Linked DNA regions of Homo sapiens: region 2 is linked to region 1. The links are chromatin contacts, found by Hi-C or POLR2A ChIA-PET in ENCODE. All regions are on one chromosome and are shown on one strand. Each heading gives the region's core, a stretch centred on a gene start or an enhancer-like site at or near the end of the contact. The rest is flanking DNA. Distances are from core to core; before and after follow the strand shown.

The links. Hi-C counts contacts between places; a loop is a spot of excess contacts on that map. ChIA-PET counts read pairs that join two places held with the same protein, here RNA polymerase II (POLR2A). Pooled maps may share reads with other maps.
Region 2: a pooled map shows a loop between it and region 1 (2.6-fold over the local background). The contact joins two enhancer-like sites. A Hi-C loop is called at or near these places in 8 of 168 maps with a recorded cell type or tissue (HepG2, heart left ventricle, heart right ventricle and 4 more) and 6 of 50 pooled maps. POLR2A ChIA-PET finds 5 or more read pairs at or near these places in 8 of 52 experiments (B cell, Caco-2, GM12878 and 5 more).

The regions. Positions count from the first base shown.
Region 1 is chr22:17,943,596-17,947,611 of GRCh38, reverse strand. All of the region lies in intron 1 of MICAL3 (microtubule associated monooxygenase, calponin and LIM domain containing 3), which reads left to right. Among named protein-coding and RNA genes, the nearest start is that of MIR648, 35 kb to the left of the region's middle. Within about 2 kb of position 2,256, at least 7 of the 41 ENCODE cell types and tissues checked have a DNase peak (open chromatin) inside an H3K27ac peak, as active enhancers do.
Region 2 is chr22:17,994,733-17,998,748 of GRCh38, reverse strand. The region is part of intron 1 of MICAL3 (microtubule associated monooxygenase, calponin and LIM domain containing 3); the gene reads left to right. Among named protein-coding and RNA genes, the nearest start is that of MIR648, 16 kb to the right of the region's middle. RefSeq lists enhancers at 2,109-2,308, 3,900-4,016. Within about 2 kb of position 2,113, at least 5 of the 41 ENCODE cell types and tissues checked have a DNase peak (open chromatin) inside an H3K27ac peak, as active enhancers do.

The DNA.
Region 1 (4,016 bases), core at 1,007-3,506:
CACTCCAGCCTGGACAACAGAGCAAATAAAAATAAGATAAAAATTTGATCTTGAGGGGATTGAGGCATCTTTTCTTTCATACTTTGATTTTACAATGATAGGTTGATGCAAAACCAGAATGAGCAGAATTCACTGTTCAGTTCATGTTGGTAATTCTATCTCAGTGGTGCGCACAGAACACGGTGAAGGTGAGAGAAAGCTGGACTGCAAATTGGAGTTTGGAGCAAGGCAGACACCGAGGTCTTTTCCTCTTTCCTTAAGGGATTTCCTTGTCCCAGTTACCTCTTCATGAAGGGAAAACATTGTCTCATTGGCAGTTTGGCCATGCTGGGGGGCCCACTGTCCTCTGGGTGTGTAGAGGCTGTCTTGGCGGGCACAGTCTTGCTGGCAGGGCCCAGGCTGCAAGATGAACGCGTGCAGCGGCTGTAGGCTGGCCTGGGAGAACGAAGTGGGGAGAGGGGGCCAATCCAGCCATGTGGCCTTGCAGCCCGGCTCTGATCTTAGATGGACAGCAGATATTTGATGTGCTGCGTTTCTCTTCTGAAGTCTCACTCCTCCTTTCTTTGTGATTTAAACAATTTCTTCCCTCCCACTTTTTGTCCAAATTCCTCAGTCCATACTCTTTGAAATCTGAAGTATGGAGAGGCGATAGCAGGGCCCTCCCCACCCATCTTCCGGCTTGGAAGGGGTATCATGTGGTTCAGCTGGGCCCTTTGCTGGAGAGCAGAGGGAGGGGTGTTCCCCAGGGAAGAGGGCAGGAAAGACCAGAGGTTAAAAATAGGCAGCTTGTAGGAACTTGCCCACCACTCCCTCAGGTCCTCCTGTGATGTGCACACTTGGAGTAGAATGGCTTTGGAGCAGAGAAGGGGAAAATAGATCAGCCCTCACTTAAACATCACATTAGCCATTGGCTTTTCCTCTATCTTCCACATAAGAGGAACTTTCCCCAATCACCTGGTGGTTTTGGATTTGTGTCCCCTGGTACTTTGGGGATGTGTCCACATGTGTGTGCAGTGCCTCTGTCTGCATGTGTGTGGCGCTAAGATGACTCAGTGTCGCATGTGCTGAGACATTCCGGGGCTGCAGGTGGGTGTTCTCACAGAGGCTCGCCTGAGGGATCTTTTGCACATACAAAGATGTGTCCCATTTATAAGTTAGTTCCCTACACTAAATGAAAGAACTCTCCGGGGCCGTGTGTGTGCAGTGAATACACATGTGGGTCGTTGTTTCACACAGGCGGTGTCCTGGTTGCAGGCAGAGTGTGAGAATGCAAGCTGTGCTGGCTGCTCTGATATGGTCCACAAGGTATGAGGCAGCTTTTGTTCTCTTTTTGTTCTTTTCGGAAGTAGGGGTGCCTGCCCACCCCCGAAGCCAGGGAAAGTGCAGTCTTCTCTGGCCTCCTGGTCAGGTAGAGCTGCTCCGGTTAAAACTGTCAAGAGCATCCTGTCTCTGTTCCCTGAGACAGCCACAGGGGACTCCCAGGAATACCCAGCCAAGGACTTGAGATGCTGCCTGCTTTGTCATCTGTACCTGCTTGCCACACTCTCCTCCACTTAATACCCTGTTGTTACTAGCGAGGATTTCCGGTCCTGACTTTCAATCTGGATTTTGAATAACTTGATAAGGTGATTGCTTTCGGATCCCTCTGGGCCTGTGTCTGCCCCTCCCTGTAAGCTGAGAGAGCAGCTGGGCCCTTCAGTTTCTATGGCCCTTCCGCCACCGAGTGAACATGCTCCTGTGGGGCTTGGCCTGTGTGACCCACCTCATCCCTTTTGTCTCAGTCTTCCTGCTAAATACAGCCTCTTCTCTCCCTCATCCCTTCTTTCTCTGCTCTCTGGGCAGAAGAGAAGCTTTGGCTGTAGTCTTTGATGTGGGAGGCTAGACTGGAAGGCATTCTGGGTGGGGGAGGGAGGTGCCTGGTGGAATTGGGGCGTATGGGGGCTGTGTGGAGAGGGGCCCGCTGCCTTTACTGAGCCCCTCCCCTCCCTGGGCAGTAGGGCGCGTGTTACCCCTTGCTCTCCACATCTCAGGGAGAAGAACCCAGGTCCTCATGTGAATCCTGCTGTTTTACTTGGGGACACCCGGGAATGTGAATGGGTGAAGGTCTTCCTGGCTGGTGCCTTTGTTTCGGGTTGTTTTTCTTTGAGGTGCCTCTCCTACTCCCACAGGGCCTGTGCAGGGGTGCTCAGAGCCCACAGCGGATGTTGGCAGCGCGTGTGCAGGGAGCTGGCCAAGGACCCTGCTTTCTCTCTGGGCCAGCGCCCAAGGTGCCCTATTAATTTAGATTTTCATGTGCATTAGTGGACGAGGGTGAAGGAGACGCAGGCCCTCGGCTGGCAGTCGTTTTACACCACCACCGGCTAGGCTGAAATGGGGAAAGAAATATGGGGATTGGGGGCTTCCTTATGGAGAAAGGTAAAGGCTGAAATGGTGTGTGAGAGAGGACTTGAGGCTTTTTTCCTGGGGGTCAGGGAGAGTTGGAGTTGACAGCACTCAGCCCTAATAGGTATAGACTGAGTCCAGCCTGAGGTATTAGACCCTATATTTATTGGCTTGATCTTAATTTTACACCTGGTCATACTGTTGAAAAAAAAAAAAAAAAAGGTCCCCCAGTGCCTGAGTGCGAACTTCATATTTAGTGGCATTTGATAGTATATTTATTATTTCTAGTAAGTTTGATGATCTCAGAGGTGTGCAGTGATGTTCCTGGAAGTGAATAGTACAGCGGTCCCCAGGAACTGTGGGGAGAACCCTGCTCCGCCTCAGCCTCTTCTCCCATCTGCTGCCGTGGCCTGCTCCACCCTCAGATAGCTGTTGGAGGACCCAGCAGCCTGTGCTTCTCTTAACATGTCCAGTTGTACCCTATTTTCAGTTAAAAATGCGGTTTCTCCCACCTGCTTTCCCCTGGAGCGGCACGTGAAAGGGTGTAGTGCCCTTCTCTTGACACCTGCCTGTCCCCACAGTCCTATCGTCAGTGGGTGCGTGTGCTCACTGCTGCCTGGCACTGCTGGGTTCTCAGGAGGCCTGCACACCGAAACTTTGCATGGAATGTTGCCCTTGTGCCATTAGCAAAGCGGAGGCTGGGTCGGCTCTGCTCTCCCTGCCTCCGACTTCATTGTTCGGGACTTAATGTAATAATATGCTTGAACAGGCGGGAGATCACATTAGCTTGGCTCTGCAGTTGTAAACAATATTTGCTCTGTGAGCATTCTCCTTCACCCCCTGCTCTCCTGGAACCCTGCGCCCTCTCCTACTGCCACCCCCTCTCTCCTTGCATATTCTAACCTTGGCTAAACAGCTTCATTCATGAGATGGCCAGTGTTTTCTGGGAGGAAAGTGGCTGAAAATAATGAAGTCCCGAGAACCTCTAGCTATGACGCACAAGTAAACACTGGTTAGTTAGTTTCTGGATAGAGGTTTTAACTGATGTCCATGTCAACCAAAGTCTTTTTCTCTCTCTCCACTGGAGTGGAACCCTGTTTGAAAACACACACACACATGCACTCAGGTACCAAAAACAGCTTTCCTAAGGCCCTGACTCTGTCCTTGGCGGGGAGCACTGGGCAGATGGGACAGAGGCTTCCACTGTCAGTGTTGGCAGGGGTGGGAGGTGGAGAGGGGCAGGAGTGCAGGTGCATCCCTGGGGTGCCTGTTTTTTTCCATAGAAAGGTTTTTGTCCTCTGCTTCTCACTCTCTTCTATAGTTTGATGTAGAAAAAGGTAAAAGAAAAACTCCATCTCTCACCTGCACTGCCTTTTCCAATTTAACAATTGCAGTGGTTGGTTTCACAGACAAAACCTGCTCCACCTTCTCTGTGCTGATTGGTGGCTGATGATGTCATGGCATAAAGCTCAAACTGATTGTTTTCTCTATGGGACAGGTCCCAAAACAGCAGACAGCAAAGCTATTATTGCTCTTTTGTTTCCTCCAGTTTACGCTATCAAACAAGATGGGAAAGGTGGGAGCAGAGCCATGGCTGCACATCGCCTGATCTATTCATAAAGCGCAGCCTTGGG
Region 2 (4,016 bases), core at 864-3,363, 51 kb before region 1:
ACCCTGTTTGTACTAAAAATACCAGCTGGGCGTGGTGGTGCGCGCCTGTAATCCCAGCTACTGGGGAGGCTGAGGCAGGAGAATTGCTTAACCGGGAATTGGGAGGTGGAGGTTGCAGTGAGCCAAGATCACGCCACTGCTCTCCAGCCTGGGATACAGAGCGAGACTTCATCTCAAAAAAAAAATAATAATAATAATAATTATTATTATTATTATGCTCTGGATTTACTACTTAGTTGCTTTTTACTTGAGGAAGTGAAAGCTTTTTCATGACCTGTTATCTCATTGATTCTTAATTGTCTCTGAAGTCGTTAAAGTTTAATAGAGTCTATTATTCCCATTTTATAGGCAAAGAAATGGAGGTAACATGATTTGCTTTAAGTTGCAAATGAGTTGGTCCCTGAACTGGGATTTGAATTGGGTTCTTCTTCTTCTTCTTTTTTTGAGACGGAGTCTCTTGCTCTGTCGCGCCCAGTCTGGAGTGCAATGGCGCAGTCTTGGCTCATGCACTCTGCCTCCTGGGTTCGAGCGATTCTTCTGCCTCAGCCTCTCAAGTAGCTGGGACTACAGGCACCTGCCACCACGCCCTGCTAATTTTTTGTATTTTTTAGTAGAGACAGGGTTTCACCGTGTTGGTCAGGCTGGTCTCGAACTCCTGACCTCAGGTGATTCACCCTCCTTGGCCTTCCAAAGTGCTGAGATTACAGGCGTAAGCCACCACACCCGGCCCAGGTTTTCCTTCTTAAGTTTCACTTCACTGAGACCTTTAGGGGGAAAAAATCCACACATCTTTTTCTTTTTTCTTTTCTTTTTTTTTTTTGGAAGCGGAAGGACTTAAAGATACCAGATCATTGTGCTTTTCTGATGACTAGGTAGTGGATGATAGTTAACATTTATTGAGTGTTTATCTGCAGGAATCTGTGCTAGGTGCTGCATAGACATTACCTCATTTATTCCTCACAACAACATTCAAGGTAGAACTTATCATCCCCAGTTTTACGGATGACAAGGTTTTGTGAGGTCCTAGGTCAAGGGAGTGATAGTGAGTGACAAAGCCTTGACTGAAAGCAGGGCTGGGTTCAATCCTGGGCTTTCTGATTCCAGAGTGTGTGCTCCTCCTAACCCGTGTGCTAACGGGCCTTAGGGATGACTAATGGGCAGGCCTGAGAGCCCTGACGCCTGCTGCTGCCACCACCCCAGGTCTGATGGGAGGTGGGGTTGGACGGGCTTTATGTTCTATTGCAGTACAATTTTCACATTCTGGTCTTTTCCTTTGCTAGAAGCATTCATCTAGCCAGGTGGGGGGTCATTACTTTAGAAAAAATAATCAGAGCTGAGAAAACGTCTGCATTTGCAGAGAATGAAGTATTTAATAAGACCAGATGGGCCGGGCGCAGTGGCTCATGCCTGTAATACCAACACTTTGGGAGGTTGAGGTGGGCAGATTGCTTGAGCCCAGTAGTTTGAGAGCAGACTGGGCAACATAGCTAAACCCCATCTCTACAAAAAGTACAAAAATTAGCTGGGCGTGGTGGTGTGTACCTGTGGTCCCAGCTACTCTGGAGGCTGAGGTGGGAGGATTGCCTGCGCTCAGGAGGCCGAGGTTGCAGTGAGCTGAGATCACACCACTGCACTCCAGCACTCCAGCCTGGGTGACAGAGCAAGACTCTGTCTCAAAAAAAAAAAAAAAAAAAAAAAGACTAGATGGGGAGATGAGGGACAGAGAGAATCAAAGAGAATCAAAGTGGTTTGTGGACAGAGGAAATGAGTGATACTCTGACCCAGAGGCCATCTTTAGTGTCCAGGCCATTTTGCTTGAGCTGCTGGTGAAACTGTGAAACTGGAGGCATGGCACTTGGGCTAAAGTCTGTGCGGTGAATAAGGCCCTCAGTTTCTGCTTTAGGTGGCAGAGCTGAAAATCTGATTCCTTTTTGGTCTTTAGCTTCCGGTGTACTTCAATGCAGTACATTGTGGGCGTGGTGGGGATGTGGTTCAGAAATTTACCTAAACTCTGTGGACTTCCCCCTCTCTCCAGCCACGCACTCTGTCATCTTTGGTTCCAGTCTTTAGAATTCAGCTCGGATCCCCTGGGTGATGGGTGGTGTCAGACACTCAGGTGCTTGGATTGCCCCGGTGGAGAGAACAGCATCCTGCCCCCATGGGCTTCAGTTGTACGTGACTTGCTGTTTTCTTGGAGGTGGGCTTTAGTCATCTCTAGCTATAAAGACACAAAAAAACTGGGAAGAATGACCAGGAAACTGTCACCCCAAGCCTTGCAGTTGATTGCATTTTTTTTTTTTTTTCTGAGATGGAGTCTTGCTCTGTGGGCCAGGCTGGAGTGCAGTGGCACGACCTCGGCTCACTGCAAGCTCCGCCTCCCGGGTTCACACCATTCTCCTGCCTCAGCCTCCCGAGTAGCTGGGACTACAGGCACCTGCCACCATGCCCGGCTAATTTTCTGTATTTTTTTTTTAGTAGAGACAAGGTTTCACCGTGTTAGCCAGGATGGTCTCGATCTCCTGACCTTGTGATCCACTGGCCTCGGCCTCCCAAAGTGTTGGGATTACAGGTGTGAGCCACTGTGCCCAGCCTTTTTTTTTTTTTTTTTTTTTTTAAATTGAGACAGCATCTCACTCTGCCACCTAGGCTGGAGTGCAGTGGTGCGATCATGGTTCACTGCAACCTTGACTGCCTGAGTAGTTGAGACTACAGGCGTGCACCACCAAGCCTGGCTAATTTTTAAAATTTTTTGTAGAGATGGGGTTTTGCCACATTGTCCAGGCTGGTCTAGAGCTCCTGGGCTCGAACAATTTGCCTGCCTCAGCCTCTCAAAGTGCTGGGATTACAGGTGTGAGCCACCATGCCTGGCCCCATTGACTTTTTCTCATTGGTGAGTTCAACAGAGGAGAGATGATTGCCGCAGTTTTAAAAAAGAAAAGAGGCCAGGTGTGGTGGGTCATGCCTGTAATCCCAGCCCTTTGAGAGGCCGAGGTGGGCAGATCACCTGAGGTGAGGAGTTCCAGACCAGCCTGGCCAACATGGTGAAACTCTGTCTCTACAAAAAAAATACAAAAAATAGCCAGGTGTGGGTGTTGCACACTTGTATTCCCAGCTACTCAGGAGGATGAGGTAGGTGGATCATTTGAGCCTGGGAGGCCAAGGCTGCAGTGAGCGGAGATCGCACCACTGCATTCCAGCCTTGGTGATAGAGCAAGACCCTACTGTCCCAAAAAAAAAAAAAAAAAAAAAAAAAAAAATTAAAGAAAAGGCTGGGTGCAATGTCTCACGTCTGTAATCCCAGCACTTTGAGAGGCTGGGCCAAGGTAGGAGTATTGCTTGAGGCCAGGAGTTTGAGACCAGCCTGCGCAACATAGTGAGACCCTGTCTCTACAAAAATTTTAAAAATTAGCCGGGCATGGTGGTGTACACCTATAGTCGCAGCTGCTCAGAAGGCTGAGGTGGGAGGATCACTTGAGGCCAGGAGTTTGAGGCTGCAGTGAGCTATAATCACACCACTGCATTCCAGTCTGGGTGACAGAGTGAGACCCTGTCTCTTAAAAGAAAAAGGGAGGACAGAAATCAGATTAAAGAAGAGAGAAGAAGTGAGACTGTTGGCTTATACCTTGATGAAAGGTGGAAGCGGAAGGGCAAGAGCTTCTGCTAAGTAGTGAGGACCTTGGCAAGGACAACAGTATCTTTTTCGTGTTCTGTTAGGCCGTGTCTCTCTAGCGCCCAGCTCAGAGTGCATGTGTGTTATGTGTGAGGGAATCTAGTGAGGAGTCTTCCTGCATTAGGCACGTCTGCAGGTGTCTGTTGAATTGTATATCTGTTGAAGGATTCAGTCTGGTTAACTCTGGCAGGAGATTCGGTCTGGTTAACTCTGGCAGGAGAGGGATGGACAGCACAGCCTTGTGGTTAACTAGTGGCTTTTATTGACTTTTCCTGTGTAAAGGCGAAATAAACCTTAGTGGGTCCCAGGCTTCTCTTCTCTCCTGCCCATGCTTCTTTTTTTTTCT